2 separate regions of the Mus musculus genome follow, and region 1 is linked to region 2. A link is a loop called in an ENCODE intact Hi-C map of the cell type or tissue named here. Cell type or tissue: gastrocnemius. All regions are shown on one strand.

Region 1 (8,000 bases), 130 kb after region 2:
CTCGACCTCATCCTCCCACTTCATCCTTCCTGGGATAGCAAGTCTCTATAGGATTAGATTCATACATCCTTTCTCACTGAGGCCAGGCAAGGGAGTCCGCTGTTACGTATGTGCCTGGGGGCAATGGACCAGCCTATGTATGCTCTTTGGTTGGTGGATTAGTCTCTGGGAGCTCTAAGGGGTCCAGGTTAGTTAATGCTGTTTTCTTTCTATGCAGTTGCCATCCCCTTCAACTCCTTCAATCCTTCCCCTCTTTGATAGGGGTCCTGATCTCAGTCCAATGGTTGGCTGTAAGTATCTGTATCTGTCTCAGTCAGCTACTGGTAGAGCCTCTTGGAGGGCAGCCATGCTAGGCTCCCATCTGCAAGCACAACATGGCATCAGTAATACTGTCAGAATTTTGTGCCTGCCCATGGGATGGATCCCAATTTGGGCAGGTCACTGGATGGCCTTTCCTCCAGTCTCTGTTTCATTTTTGTCCTTGCATTTCTTTTAGACAGAAACAATTCTGTGTCAAAAATTTTTAAGATAGATGGGTGGCCCCATCCCTCCACTGCAGGTCCTGTGTATTTTTTTGGAGGTGATGTCTTCAGGTTATATCTCCCACCGCTGAACATTTTAGCTAAGAGTTCTGAAAGCTTCTCACATCTCAGGTCTCTCGGACTTTTTAGACATTGAAGACTTCCCCCTGTCCCCCTATCCCCCTGCAGATGCATATTTCTATTCATTCTCCTGGCCCTCTGGGCTTCTCTTCTGCCTCCCCCTATACCTGTTCCCGCTCCCCATACCCTTCCTCTCCCCTCTCCCATCCAGGTCTCTACTTCCCTCTGCCTCCAGTGATTAATTTGTTCCCCTTTCTAAGTGGGATTGAAGTATCCTCACTTGGGCCTTTCTTCTTGTTAAACTTCATATGATCTTTGAGTTGTATCATGGGTATTCTGTACTTTGCTGGAAACAACCCAGATGGACCTCAACTGAAGAATGGATACAGAAAATTACACAATGGAATACTCTTCAGCTATTAAAGATGAGGACACCATGAATTTTGCAGGCAAATGAATGGAACTAGAAAATACTCTGAGCAAGGTAACCCAGACCCAAAAAGGACACACATCCATTGATAAGTGGCTACTAATTTTCTCGAGATCAAGGATTAAGAGCTGGCATAACAGATGTGCGACACTATGCTCCATCCAGTATATTGGCTTTTCATTGTTCAAGAGGATACTGGCTTGAAAAAGTTAGCTGGTGGATGGATATTAAAAATCCTGTAACTTCTTTCTCTGCTCAACCTAAGACATGTTAGAATCCTCAGTCACGTTCATTACTGTTTTCAAGTTCTTACTCCCTTCTTAAATGGCTTCATCCTTATTTTTTAAATCTCAAGTCTTGGTTCAGTGAAATAACATGATTTCATCCCAATGCCTATGCTTTGAATGATGCTGGAGAAAGATCTCACAGCTCCACTCACCCAGAGTAGGTTCACAGTCTTCAATCTCTCTTGGGAATCTAGCATTAACTCCATATTTACTGTGCTTACTGCTGTACTCCTTCAAATTACCATATTTGAACATATTCAAATTACCATCTCTCTTCTTAACGCATACCCCACTGTCAATCTACTAAGTCTAGGCAGGATCTAGCCCTGGTAAGGAGAAGGAATGAAAGTCATATGTAACCTTCTATCCACCACCCCAAACATCTGATCTTATTCCCTTTTCTGCTTATTGCCATTGAAAGCAGTGTACTTTCTCCTCCCGAGTAACACTACCACTAGTGGTTAATGGTGCTTTATGTGGCATTAGTTCAGCAGGATCTTTTAAAGCAAGAAGGATCATTTAAGGAATACCATGCCAAGAATAGCAAAGAGCCAGCCAGAGAAGAAGCAGCAAGATGGATAGTTTGATTTTCATCTCTCACTTTAAAAAAAAAAATTGAGGACCGGTCTCAGCAAGTTGACTAAGTTAACCTTAAATTTACTCTGTAGGTCAGGCCGGCCTTAAACATACAATCTCTAGCTTCATCCTCTCAAAAAGCTGGGATTATAGTTCTGTACTATTTTGCATCTTTAAGGAAATTGGTGATTTATATTTTTCTTCAGGTCTTTGATGATTACAATGTGACTTTCCTGAAGGGCCAGACACAATAAGAGCCCATGTTTAAAGTCTTAAGATGCTGGAGTCTAAATGGCATCAGGTGATGTCAGCCATATTTAGACACTCAGAAATGGAAGGGGCCTGTTCACTCTGCTGCCTTTCTTGATTTTTTCCATCCCAGCCACCAGCACAGTGGAAGTGCTGCCCACATTCAGAGAGGTTTCCTCCACCTTGTAGCCACTGTCCTACTTGTCAGACCTTTGAGGAATTTCCAACCCCCATTCACACAGTCCTAGACATCTCTTAATCCAGTCAAACTGGCAACTAAGACCAGCCATAATAGTCTATAAAATTGTTTTGTTAGAAATTAAAATCAGTAAATCTTCAAAAGGAAGAGTATGGACTAAAACTGCCCTCTACAATGACAATGGAATGCAGAGATAGGCAGGGATTTGAGTGCCACACTGGGGACAGGAGCATCACAACAAGCTGATGAGTTGGATAAAGAATTGTGCACCTGGAAAAGCACATTCTTAGCCTTTTGTTTGGTAGAACCATGGTTTATTAAATTAATACATTTTTAAAAGCTTTTATCTGGTGGCAAGATGTTAGATCCGGCTTTATCTTGTTAGTAATAAGATTTTAGATCAACATAGGGTGGCGAAGGCAAAGAGAGATGATTTGGGGGGGCTAAGTCTAGTACAAGATAAATTGTACTCAGGCTCTGGATCTACATCTACCTTTGCAGACACATGCTTTTCCCAGGAACTCTTATATATGGAAAAAAAATTTGCTGGTGAAATGTAAAAAACTTTAATCTCAACCAAGAGTGACCTCATTAAATAGTGAGTCAAACAAAGAGAATCAATTTAATAAATCAGTGTTGTTGCAACTGAGTGAGAAAAGACTCAATACAGCATTCCTTCTGGACTCTTGAGACAGGAGGATATACATTTGAAAGCCAACCTCAGAAACTTTTTTTTTTTTGAGATAGAGTCTTACTGCATAGACCAGGTTGGCCTTGGACTCACATAGATCCACCTCCTTCTGCCTTCTGTGTGCTGGAATTTGAGGTGTTCCCCCATGAGCCTGCCCAAGCCCTGATTCTCCCTGGATAGAATAGCAGCCATGGGGAAGCATTGGTGGGGGTGGGGTGGGGGCAAAACTTGGTTTTGTGAAAGTAAAGGCTGCTTTCTATAATAACACTTAGTTGTCTTGACTCTGAATTACTCTGAGGCCAGATGCTGCAGGCCTATGGCAATTAACACTCAATTGTTAAAAGTAGAGGGATTAAGTAAAGGATTTATCCTTTCTTAGGTCAAGCTGCCAGGAGTTCTCACAGACTAGGCTGGTTAACTCTTTGTGAACCAGAAAAGAAAGAAGAAGTCACTCATACAGAAAACATCACACTAGATCAGGCAGAAAATGGCTACATCATCTTTATTTATTGCTTTCAGTCTTTTATATCCTTAATACAATGGATTCTCTGTGTAAGAAAGATTTACCTCATAGATAAAATGTTACATAAAGGTGAGTCACAGAAAAATGTTGATATTAAGTTTAAAGCAGTGTTTTGTTCTTTAAGCTCATTTTAAGTTCAAAGCAACAGTTTCTCATAGCCTTGTCTTATCATAGGCACACCTGTGGCTTCATCCTTGGACCTGAATGCTTTTCCTTGAACACAAATTTGTCCCAATTCTATATCTCTTTTTGATGTAATTATGAAAACTCATTGTATTTCTTACTAATGCAGCCTTTACTTACTATTATGAGGAGTGGCACATTATAGTCTTGATTTTATCTTTATTACATCTTTCTAGCAAAACGACTAAAACCATTTGTTAAAATTTTCTCCCTAAGATCAAATCAGGGATTAGCAATTCATCTAAACAGCATTAATTCATGAAAGTTCATCTGTATATTGACCTGCAGAAAAATTTGCCTAATAATGTAGGCTAATACTTAGTAATTGTATTATTTTAATAATGACAGGAAAGACATATCAATAGCAAGAAGCAATCCTGGGATGAAGGATTTCATGTCAGGGCCTTGGTTCCCAGAGTCCATCCATCGCAGATCATGTAAAAATGGTGGACCATCTCAGGCTAGCCATAGAATCATCATCCACTAGCCATAGGATCTCCTAGATGGCTTCTGACACACCATAGATGAGGTGATCATTCCCCATCCTCCTTTTAGTGTCTTTCTTCCTTTTGCTTCTGCTTTCTTCATAGCTTCTTCCATGTAGAGTATTTACATTACTATGAAAAGAAGGCAGGAAGCATAGCATTATAGAAGAAAAGGGATACATTGTTAGGCTTAGTTTTAAGTGATTTAATGTAGACATTGAAGTCAAAGTCAATGAAGAATTGGTTAATATCTTATTGGCAGTGAATGCCGTGGTGTGATCAATGTTTTAGAAAGAGCTGTAAAGGAGATTTGAATCCCTTGATGACATTCAATGAAAAAGACTTATCTTCTATGGAGAAGCCGAAGATCTCGGATAAAAAAAAACAATGAGGGGATAAAGATTATGGGGTGTGTGTAAAATGATGGCAACTGGCTCTCTTTTTAAACAACATACTTAGCTGTGCCCAAGTTGAAATCTGTCAGAAAACAAAGAGGTTAGCTGTTTGTTCTCAGTGTCTCCCCTCTAATTTGAATCAATGGAGATTCAGCAGCTTTTCTTTCTCAGCCCGCACAAACACAACACAGATTTATTCCATATCCACTAGTGCTTACTCTGAAGTGTCTCAGGGTGACTACAGTTCATTTTTTCACTTCACATTGATCAAAATTATAACTCCTGCAAACACTCAGAACTCAGTCTAGTATGATGCTTGTATATGAAGGAGTGTCCCTATCTACACCATAGGATAAAGTGACCTGGACAGCCCCAGGCTCCACACGTCTCTGGAATCATCAGGAGATGAGAACCTAGGCTCTGAAGGCTATAACAGCCTAGGTTCTACATCTGTCCTTCATAGGCCAATTAAACAAGTATGTAATAGTGAAAGGCAAGGGAGGGAGGTTTGTTCAGTGTGAACACACTGGGAATAGGATAAGAAGGTTCCCCTCCTTCCACCTAAAGTCTATCTTTCATGTTGTAACATGAATTTAGATTTAAATAAAGGACCAGAGGTACATGTGGCTAAGCAGTAGGAATCTACCCATCATCAGTGGACTCCTATCTTTCTTATGGGGTAGTCTGATAAGTTTTCAGAACTGGAGACCAGTTCCTCTTCAGGTAGGCACTAGGCTTCCTTGGCCTTTTGCTCTCCTATCATGAGGTTCTAGGAAAAGTTCCAATTTCTTGGGATACATCATTGCTACGCCCATTCCAGTGAAGTCTGCTTGACAGGCCGAAAGGCCTGGAAGCACTCACGAGGCAAAGAGTTTCAAGGAAATTATGCCTCCTGGAACCTTGGCAATCCTTTGTGCTTCCTTTCAGTATTGTTTTGTTATAGGTGTCACCAAGCAATGACTTGCCAAATACCTAAGCAAAATTGAACTTTGCTTCCTGGCCTTCACCAATGCCCTAGGTAGTCCTTGAGCCGACACTGGGCTTGGAATTCAGTAAGAATGTTGCCTATTCAGTGACATTCAGAATTGCCTCTAGTATTGTAAGAGAGATAGTGAAAGAAATCACGTTTTACTATCTACTACATAGAGTTAGAAATCTCAGGGCAAGCTAAGCAATGTAAGTTTAGAATTCTTATTATAGTTATGTATGGCAGACTATATTACTTATTAGTAGAAAGTCCCCCCACACTATCACTTAGAATAAAAAGCCAAGTTGCTCCCATATACAGGAATTTTCAATGGTTTAGGAAGTAGATCGGGCTGTGATTTTAGAGTATTGCATTATTCATGAGAAGGTTAGCTAGAGCAGAACTCCTTAATTAGAACCATGGCTTGGGCATGAAAGCCCTTGGCCCAGGAATGTAAAGACCTCACACCTGGCTTCTAAGAATATAGATGACCTTAGATAAAGCTGACTTTGTCTCAGTTGTTTTATTGCCCAGTTCTTTCCAGTCTTTGTGTTTGCATTCCTCTGTTTTGTGTTAGAGTCATTAAGTATCCGGTAACCTCATTGTACCTTGCTGATGTGTCACCTAACTTCCCTATTTTCTTCTGTATAAAACGTGTGATGCTCAATTTGACATTATATTCAGATTCACCACACTCCCTTGTGTCGTGTTTGCTTGTCACCTCATTCTCTGTCAACTCCATGTCCACCTGATGGAACCCCTGATTCTCACGGATTGAGGGGGGCCAATTGAGTCCAGTCTGTGGCACATCATGTCAATAGTTTGGTTCTAAAGGGAACTATACAGTGTCTGTTTAGAATAGCTTAATTCCTATAAGGAGGTTTACACTTAGGTATGGGAGAATCCTGAAACAGGCATATACCCATTCATAAGAGGACAGCACAGACTGCTTTGTGGGGAGCTGAGAGGAGGTGAATCGGGCTGTGGTGGGCAGCTCTCTATGGAGGATGAGCAAGCAGACACACAGATGCTCTGTTGTGGTCTGTCTCTGGTCCAGGTCTAGGCTAGGAACTGTACCAGAGATTCTTGCTAAGTTAATTATATGCATGAAGCTCTACCATTCTTAGTAGAGGGTCAACTTAGTAGATATAGCAGGTGTAGATCAGAGTTTAGAAAGGAAGCAAACAGTGCATTGTTTACCAGAGTCTGGAGATCATGAGTTTTGCTTTCCCACTCCTTGGTCAAAATGCATCAGCTAGAAGGTAATAAAAAAGTCAGAATGGAAAACATGCCCTTGACCAAGCAAAGTAGGAAAATAACTTCATTGATTTATGGGTTGTTCCAGAAGCATCAAGTGTTAACTGTGGAAAATATTTGACTTGCTCTGCTGAGTAATGTTGGCTCTCATCCTTCTATTGGCACACATACCTTGACACCATTTACCACCCCAGAATTCCTTACAATTTTAATGTTTGAAAAGGGTACCAGGAAACAACTGTCCAAACTTCAAGATGAGAAATAATAAACATTTAACTATCAAATGAGCAATAGATGATAGTTTCTGTGGCAGATATAAACTTAAAAATTAATAACAATAGTAAATAAATAAGAAAATAATAGAAATTCTAAGTGTGACCTAGGTGGAATGAATCCCAGAAAAGAAGTTGGAATTGGTTTCTATAAAGATAATAAACGTGACCAATAAGCACTTTGGACTTTGCTCTGCATTGGACGACAGCAAATATTTGAAGAAGGAGAAAGTATAATATTACTTTTTGGGATGTGTTTCTCATGAAAAGATGAGTAGCAGGAAGGAAATATAGAAGTGGCATGGACTCTGGGCTATTGGAACACCCCAAAGCAGCACTACTTTAGTTTATATGATGAAAGCTCAAAGTTTGAGAAAGCAAATTAAAAGTTCTCCGAGTTTCAGCTTCTAGATGAAATGCTCACACTGTCCTTATTCCTGCTTAAGTATGGTCCTGGGGCTCCAAGAATATTGATTGCTCAGGAGTTCCACTTTACATATAAAAAGTGTCTCTACCCAGCAGCCTGGGGTGGACATTGGTGATGTAGGTTTTGGTGAGGGTAGGGACATATAGGGTGGGAGAATGGGAGGTAGAGCAGTTGAGGGTGACAAACTGTTCCTTACACTTGGCGACTGGCCCTCTCTTCTCTGTAGTATTAATCATGATGACCATGTAAAGGTAAAGTTGAGCTATTTTCTCCTCCAGGCAGCAGAAAATACAAAAAAAAAAAAAAGATAAATATGGGTTTAATTGGAAGGAGACAAATTGTATCAAGAGACAAATAATTTTGATTAGATCAACATAGTGGGGAGCAGGAAAAAATATAATGGTTAAAATTCTAAAACTGGGCTCTCAGTGTTAAAATTCTGGCTCTGTCTTACAAT
Region 2 (8,000 bases):
TTTAGTGCTGGAAGCTGAGAGGTAAGGATTAGGGATGAGGGCTAGGGTGAGAGGAAGGGCCGGGCTGGGTGAGGGGCAAGGGGCAGGACAAGAGTGGGGATGGGGTGAGGAGTATGTGGTTGGGGCTGTGGTGGTGTGAGGGGTAAGGGTAAGGGATGGGGTGAAGGGTAGAGAGTGGGTGGGGGTGGGGATGGACTGAGTGAGGGGTAGGCGGTGGGGTAGGGGAGGTGGGGGTGAGGGGCAGAGAGTGGAGCGATGGTGGGGGTGGTGAACCGGAACTATTGGTAAAAGGACATTGACTTTGGAGTGAAACTACTGATCATCAGCTACAAAACACTCATTTCGTTTTCGTTTGTAGACAATGTAGCAAGGTCCACAGTGGCCCATGCCTCCTAATGAATGTCTTTTTCTTTCCCACAGTCTCATGCTGCTATGTATCTTGGTGAATCTTATCCACAAGGTTCTGGACTACCTTCCTTTCTAGTCCTTGTCACTCAGATCTGGGGATCTGTTACCCATTCTTTTTCCATAAGTACAGGTGATGCTTCTGGACAACGCCGAAACTTGAAAGACATCTTAATGAGCCAAAAGAATTTGAAACCTATAGAAATGTTGCCACTTTTTAAATGAAATGTGACCATAGTCTTAAATCCCCAGTCTTAAAGAGGTTTCCATGTGTACAATCATCTACTTAGTCAACACATATTGAGTGAGTGGTAACTGTATGTCAATCGCTAGAACGCATCATTCTGGGGGTAAGCAGGAACGATTTAAATATGTGATCAGGACGGGTGGTACAGTGGTTAGAGTGCTGGTCTGACACTCACGAGGCTCTGGAGTTGAATCCCAAACACCAAAACAAGGGAAAATAAATTAAATTAAAAATATATAACTATGCATGAATAAGGTACAAGAGTGTGAACTGTTGTGTAGTAGGTTTGGGGACAACATAATCAATGTCAAAAATCAAGATTATCTAGTCAAATTGCAAGTTTGTGCTCCCTAGGTCCAGTGCCACATTGTCTCCATGAATACTAAGCACTGATGTCAGTGTCTTATAGATAATCAGTATATGACTGAAAAGACATAAACACAATTCACACGACAGTGTTTCTTAAATTCTGAATATAGACTTTCAACAGGAAATATTGAAGGAAGAATTTTGACTTGCTTTACTTTTGTTACAATTTTTTTTTGAATGAAGAAGAGATAGATATTTAAGTAGGAATAAGAAATGTCAAGGTGGGTTTTGTTTTGGATAAGAAATATCTAACCAGACTCTGAACTATGTAAAAGAAAGAAGAAAAGCATGGCTTATCTTTTCTTCTTTGCATTTCTTGGTTTTATTTTTTTTATTACATAACTTAGCTTACATTCATAGTATATGTAAATAGAGTGAATACTATTGGAGGCTTTCTGACCCTGCAGTTCTCCCGTATCTGTGTGTATGATCATAACACTAAATGCTGTGCTTGGAGAATAGGATGCACATAAAGGCAGATAAATATTTAGTGGACTAGAGATCTAGGGAGAAGAAGATTGTGGTTAGAGTAACTGAGGAACCAAACAGTAGTGACAAATTACAATGAGAAAGAAGAAAAGAATCAGCAGAAACAGCTTAACCATGGTTGTAGGAAGGAGTATCATTCCTTTGCTCTGAGGCTCCAGTTTATCCATCTTAGATGTATCTTCTTTTGGTGCTAAAAGGACAGTTCCATGAACTAATAGACCTGTAAAGTAAAGTAAGCCCGGTCCCCTTGTGGTTCTCAAGAATAAACAGGACTCCTTAATAATTAACCCTGTTTTGCAAGCCTCAGAAAATCTGGAAACTTAAAAGCAAAGTAACTATTATATTTAATTACTTCTTAAGGTTTACATAAATTAAAAAGAAAATGTGTACCATAATTCCCCATGTCCTTGGAGCTCAGAGTTACATATTTAATTTAGTTTACTGATTACATTTTTAATGGGATTAATTTCATTTCTAAGAGAATGGAGTGAAACTTTCCTGGAAAAGATGTCTTTAGAATTATAAGCTCGATACCCCCTTTCTCTTCATTAAGCTGAAATTACTCATTCAATTTCATTGTATTATTCTGTACATAATTAAGGAAAGACATTGAAATAAGACAGTAGGGGAAGAAAGCATGTTTGAACTCAGCTTGTGAGTAAAGGAAGCAAGGAAGGAAGAGGTCATCCCAGACTTTGCTGGAAGGCTGTTAGTTAGCATATCCCCCCTCTGCCAGGAAGATGGAGAATCTTTGGCTGAAGTGGAAGCTATGCAAATAGTAGCAGCAATTGGTGAATAGTCTGTTGGCTTCCTGAAATCATTGGAGGTGTGAGTGAAAGGCATTTCAAAATGCAGAATCCTTGTAGTGAGTTGACAAAATTCTGAGAGTGAAGTAAAGAGCACGGAGGAAAAGAAAGAAAGCCATGTAGAAGATACCAAAAAGAGCCGGGCAGTGGTGGCGAATGTGTTTAATCTCAGCACTTGGGAGGCAGAGGCAATCGGATTTCTGAGTTCGAGGCCAGCCTGGTCTACAGAGTGAGTTCCAGGACAGCCAGGGTTACACAGAGAAACCCTGTCTCAAAAAACCAAAAGAACAAGGGCAAGTAAACTCCTGGCAATAGGTCCTGGATGGTCTTCATGGTGAAATATGGAGACTGGATTCTCTTAACAAGGCAGAAGGGCTCTAGCCATAGAGATTTAGCAGAATTACATACTACAAAATTAAATAAATTCTAGGCTAATGACAAGACAGGCAGCAGTCAATATTCCTGCAATAACCACCCTGGCAAGCTCCATATGGTGCTCCTGTAGCTGCTGTCACGGTAAGCCAGTGTAATTATTTAAAGCCCATTTCTATAGAGCTAAATGATGGAGTATTTATGACACTGTGATTAAAAGGAAACCAGCATCCCCCCTCCTGCAAACAGTTCTGTCACTGCGCAAAACTGCACTCAAACTTAAAAGGTGCCGTTGCAATCTAGTTTTATTTAATCCAAGAACTCATTTTAAATATTATCTAAGAAACATATATTGTGATGAGTTTTGTATTTACTTGACTCTTTTTTCCTTCAGTGTCTAGGACTAAGCAATCTGAGGTCTGCTTCACTTGCAGCTCAATTTTTTTTTCTTCTTCTTCTTCTTCTTTTTTTTTTTTTTTTAAATAAAATGACTTATATTGGATGCAAGAATTTAAGTGAACTTTAGGTCATAAAAAGGAGAAGTGCGTTCTATTGTAGGGTTGTAGATGTGTAATTTCACACCGGATAATATAAATGATAAGATTAGACATTATTATATCGTTCTTTTCAAATGATATTAGATTTGAAGTCACAGTAGATGCTGTATTCCTACTGGTACCTTTATCCATGAGTTTTTTTTATAAGGCATCAGTTCAATTACGTGATGTATTTTGAGCTTTCCTAGGGTTAAGATGAAGCGTGAACTTTGTCATTTGACAGGATACTCCCTCAGGACGGAACATCCCTTCACTCAGAGCTGAAGATAAGAGAGCAGGAAACGAGCCCCGCATCTACTCTTTCACCACAAGTTATTATTATTTTTGTTTTTAGGTTCAAGCCCACGTATCTCTGAACATCCAAGAAAGGGCTTCCTGGAAAACAAGACAAAGCAAAACAAACCCCAAGTGTCCTGGTGCATATGGCCCCACACCACCGGGAGAGAAGGAGCCCACACTGGCAGGCACTGAGACTCTAAGGGTGGACATTGGGTGAGTTCTGCAGAGTCACTGAGCTCTGAGCTCTTTGCTGTTCAAGGGGAGCCATGCAGGATGAAGATGGGTATATCACTTTAAACATCAAGCCCCGGAAACAAGCTCTCAGCTCAGGTAAGAAGGCTCATTCAGCAATTTGGGCATTAGTGAAATAGGTCACTCCTATTCTCTGTCTCTCTCCCAGTGACAGGGTGCTTAAACTTATTTGTGTTTTCCTGAATGATATTCTTTTTCTGAAGCATGCAAGTGGGGCCTACAGAAGCTGCTGCAGACATAGTTAGAATACAGGCAGAAAATACAGAAGAGGGAACATTGTACTAAGGCTATTAGAATGCAATACTGGGGTGCTTAGAAGCTGGTAGAACAAAGCGAAGGACAGTTTGAAAACTCAAATGTCTTCACATTTTAAAGGAATACATTTGTTGCATGACTTAATTAGAAAACATGAGAGTTTTTTCTTTTAATGTTCTGGAGGGAAGCGTTTTATAATCTGAAGTCTTTCCTTTCTTTTCTGTTTAAAATGATATAAAGTCTTTGGTTCATAGTGTTGTTCAATATGTAAACATTTCATAAGTTAACATTTATGTAACATAAAAATAATTTTTTTGTCCTTTTAAAAACAACATCAAATTTCTGAACACCAGAAGACCCAGTTCTCCACCAGTTGCCTATGAAAGTAATTGTGGAGGAGAACAGGGGTGCTGAGGGCCATGTAAGAGGAATGACAAATGGCTTTAGAAGTCTTGGAATGTGGTCCAGCAGTTAGCACAGCCTCAATGGGTATGACCCAGAGAGGACTCCATGTCCTGAGGACTTCATGCTGTTATGGAGTTCTGCTCTGCTTGTTGCCCTTCACATCCCTATAAAAACTCTAAGGAGTCCAGCCCCTCACTGGACAGTATCTCTGGCTCTTATAAAATATGCTTGATCTCTTTCAGGTATTTCTGCTCCAGCAGATTAATGATTCAAACACCACCCTAGAAAAGAACTTAAGAGATGTAGATTATCAGCAATGACCACCATCCTTAGAAAACATTTGGAAAAATAAAATTGTTAGTGAATCTAGGTTAAGATGTTTCTGCTACTGCTTCTGATGTAAGAAACCTAAGGGAACAATTTGATGTTCAGAAAAGCACACTTTCATTAGCTAAGCTAAGGGCTTTTTAAGGTCAGGGAACAAGAACAATGGTAGCACTGAGTCTTACTAGTAATAATTGATTTCTTACACCCATTTTTGCCCTCAGCTTCCTAAGATGATTTTATTAAGTAGGTATGTATTCTGAGGGTTTAAAGTAGATATGACTGATTTTTTATATAAAAGTTTAATTTGTGATTCTTTTAAGATTCTTATAAGATTACTTGTAAAGATAAACAATAAAATAAAATAATTAATCTTATTTTTGTAACTGCAAACTGCTGCCTGCTAGTGAGAGAAACTACCTTGCTTGCTCACACTTTGTTAATCTATAACAAGTTGCTTGGTTACAAATGTACATGGGTTCTTGGGAACAATTTGTTTTCTTTGCCTATAATTAGCTACATAATGTTATTTCTTGTAAAGGTACAGGAGAACATATGTTTTTTCATAGTCATTCTCCAGAAGAAAACTAGAATGTCTGTCTGTCTGTCTGTCTGTCTTTGCATGTATGAAGTTACTGAAGTCTGTTTTTTATTTCATCCTCTCAGTGTACATGTATGTGTACATGTATGTATGCTTTTTCTTTCTTTTCCTTTCTTTCTCTCTGGCCCCAGGGATTAAAAGAGTTTAGAGTTTTTTGCTGGCCATGGGGAGAGCCAACCCCTTCTCTCTGTTCCCTCAGAGAGAAGTCTGCTGAGGAATTTCTCTAATCACTGGATGCCTTATATAGAAGTCTCTATCACTATCTGGACTGATCCCTGTCAGCAGCTTCCTGCCTCAGTTTACTCACCCATAGATGCCAAAGCTACTAATTGGCACAGGGATGCAAAAACAAAAACAAAACAAAACAAATCAAAAAACCCAAAACCAAAAAACCAAAACCAACAACAAAACAAAAAAACAGATACACGTGGCCTTGGTAGCCAGTTATATGTTAGAATGGACAGAGAATAAGTCATAGAGAGTGGCAATGGATGGGTGGTATAAATTAAGCCATTCTTATTGAGGATGGTCACTAATGGAATGCAGGTAAGATCAGAGTAGGTTCTTTCCTTCCACCCTGTATTCCAGGACTCAAATCCAGTTTATCAGGCTTATGTAGTTAGTGCTTTACCTGCTAAGCCATCTTAATAGCCAAAGTCTTACTGAGTTTTGATACAGTAACTCATAGAGCCTAGACTGGTACTGATTTTGCTACGTTGCCAAGGCTGCCCTTGAACTCTTGATTTTTCTGCCTCCATGTCCCAAGCTTTCTCACACATAGCTTACAATGCTGTTTATGATAGACTTAGGCAATCCTGAGAAGCCCAGGGTAGCCTGAAAGTCTTCTGTTTGCATCTTTTCTGTGCTCCCACAGCGGAACCTGCCTCTTCTTGGTGGCGTGTGATGGCTTTAGTTCTGCTGATCTCATCCATGGGGCTGGTTGTTGGACTCGTGGCTCTGGGGATCATGTGTAAGTACTGGCTCCTTGCCAGGGTTTTGACCTGAGGGAAGCAACAGCCACGAGGCGTATTATACTAAGCTTCCTAACTGTCTTTGCTCCTCTCTTTGTCACCTACTCTGATTGTCCTGAATACTGCTGCGGATATAACCTCATCAGAGGAAGAAAACTCAGAAGGGAGAGACCCCCTCCTCTTCTGATTCAAATCACTTTTAATTTTTTCCATAGTTAAAATTACTTTCAGAATGTGTTTCTGACATTTAAGATCCTCCTCGCTGTGAATCCGAGCTATCTTTCTTTCTGCCTCTCTGCCTTGCTTAATCTGAGGCCTGAGCAATCTAGAACTTTTCCAGCTTCAGAAATAAAGCCCGTGCCTTCCTATGTGAAATCTTGCTTACTCTAGTCTCTATACAGAAAAGCTACCCCACCCCATTTTATTTACTGACACGTCAGTTTTCTGTTCATGACGATCTAATAATAAGACTTTATAAGGTCATGTCATAATTTGTGCTGCTAGTTTGTTTATTTTCCTGCTCTTAATATATTTTAGAATCCTTTATTCCTTATATTGTTTACATGGATATAAAGGCATTTTAAACACCATAAAATATAATATGCATTCTCTTTTCATGTGTTAGTCAATATATTATTATTCTTAATTTAAAATGTTTCATAAAGATATTGAAAATAAGAAACAGTGTAGCAAAATTAACCAGACTGAAAAGTCTATGTATTTCCCTGAATTTCTATACAGGTGGTTCTCAGCCTTCCTAGTGTTGGGATCCTTTAACACAGTTCCTTGTGTTATGGTAACCCTCATAATAAAATTATGCTCATTGCTACGTCCCAACTCTAATTTTGCTAGTTATGAATGATACTGTAAATGTCTGATATGCAGTATAGCCCCTGTAAAAGGGATGTTTGGCTCAACAGGTCATGACCTACAGGTTAAGAACTGCTTTTCTATATGGTTAGAACAGCCATCTGAACATACATTTTTAGAAGGATTAATTCAATATTATATGTAGAACAGAATACAAAACCCAAGGCTTCTCATCTCTATAAAGCCCGCTTAGAAACCTGTCCAGGAAATATCGGAACAGCTGCCTTAGTCACGTGTTTTTATCTCGGGACTCTCTCATAGTCGATTCACACGCTCTTTTACGCAGTCCTTTATATTTCGCTTTTCAGTGTTGATTGGCTTTTGTGTACCTGGTGAACTCTTTAGCTACCGGCAGGTTTATATAAATGAAAGTTCACTCAAGAGTCGTGCCATCATCTTTCTGACCTTGAGACCCAGATGTAATTTATCTCATTTCTACATCTAGCGGTCACACAGCAAAAGTATCTACTGGCGGAGAAGGAAAATCTCTCAGCGACTCTGCAACAATTGGCCAAGAAATTCTGCCAAGAGTTGATTAGACAATCAGAAATTAAGACAAAGAGCACTTTTGGTAAGTCTGACTTAGAAACCTCATTTCTCCAAGCAATGCACATCTGTCGTGGTAACTGGAGAGAGGTCCACCCAAGCAGGAATGCTGCGGGTGGGAAAAGCTTTGGCTAGGTTTTGTCAGCCCCATACTCGGTCTCACCTTCAGAGCACAAGTGCAGCCCCTGCGCCACGAAGTGGAGATACCATGGAGATAGTTGCTACGGGTTCTTCAGGCGTAACCTAACATGG

The links. Peaks named below come from ENCODE experiments on the same cell type or tissue, not always from the same donor. Only the 100,000 strongest peaks of a DNase experiment are listed, where the experiment ranks them.
Region 1: a loop joins it to region 2, with 3 times the contacts of the local background. A loop is called at or near these places in 28 of 42 quality-filtered maps.

What each region holds. Positions count from the first base shown.
Region 1 is chr6:129,519,307-129,527,306 of GRCm38, forward strand. No RefSeq gene overlaps it. Among named protein-coding and RNA genes, the nearest start is that of Gabarapl1, 9.9 kb to the right of the region's middle. In gastrocnemius, no CTCF peak of the experiment used is centred here; no DNase peak of the experiment used is centred here.
Region 2 is chr6:129,393,825-129,401,824 of GRCm38, forward strand. It overlaps Clec1b (C-type lectin domain family 1, member b), which reads left to right and starts at 3,473. Exons shown (of 6, transcript NM_019985.3): 1 at 3,473-3,854; 2 at 6,236-6,331; 3 at 7,648-7,773; 4 at 7,918-8,000. The coding sequence starts at 3,791. It also overlaps a transcript of Clec12b not described here. In gastrocnemius, no CTCF peak of the experiment used is centred here; no DNase peak of the experiment used is centred here.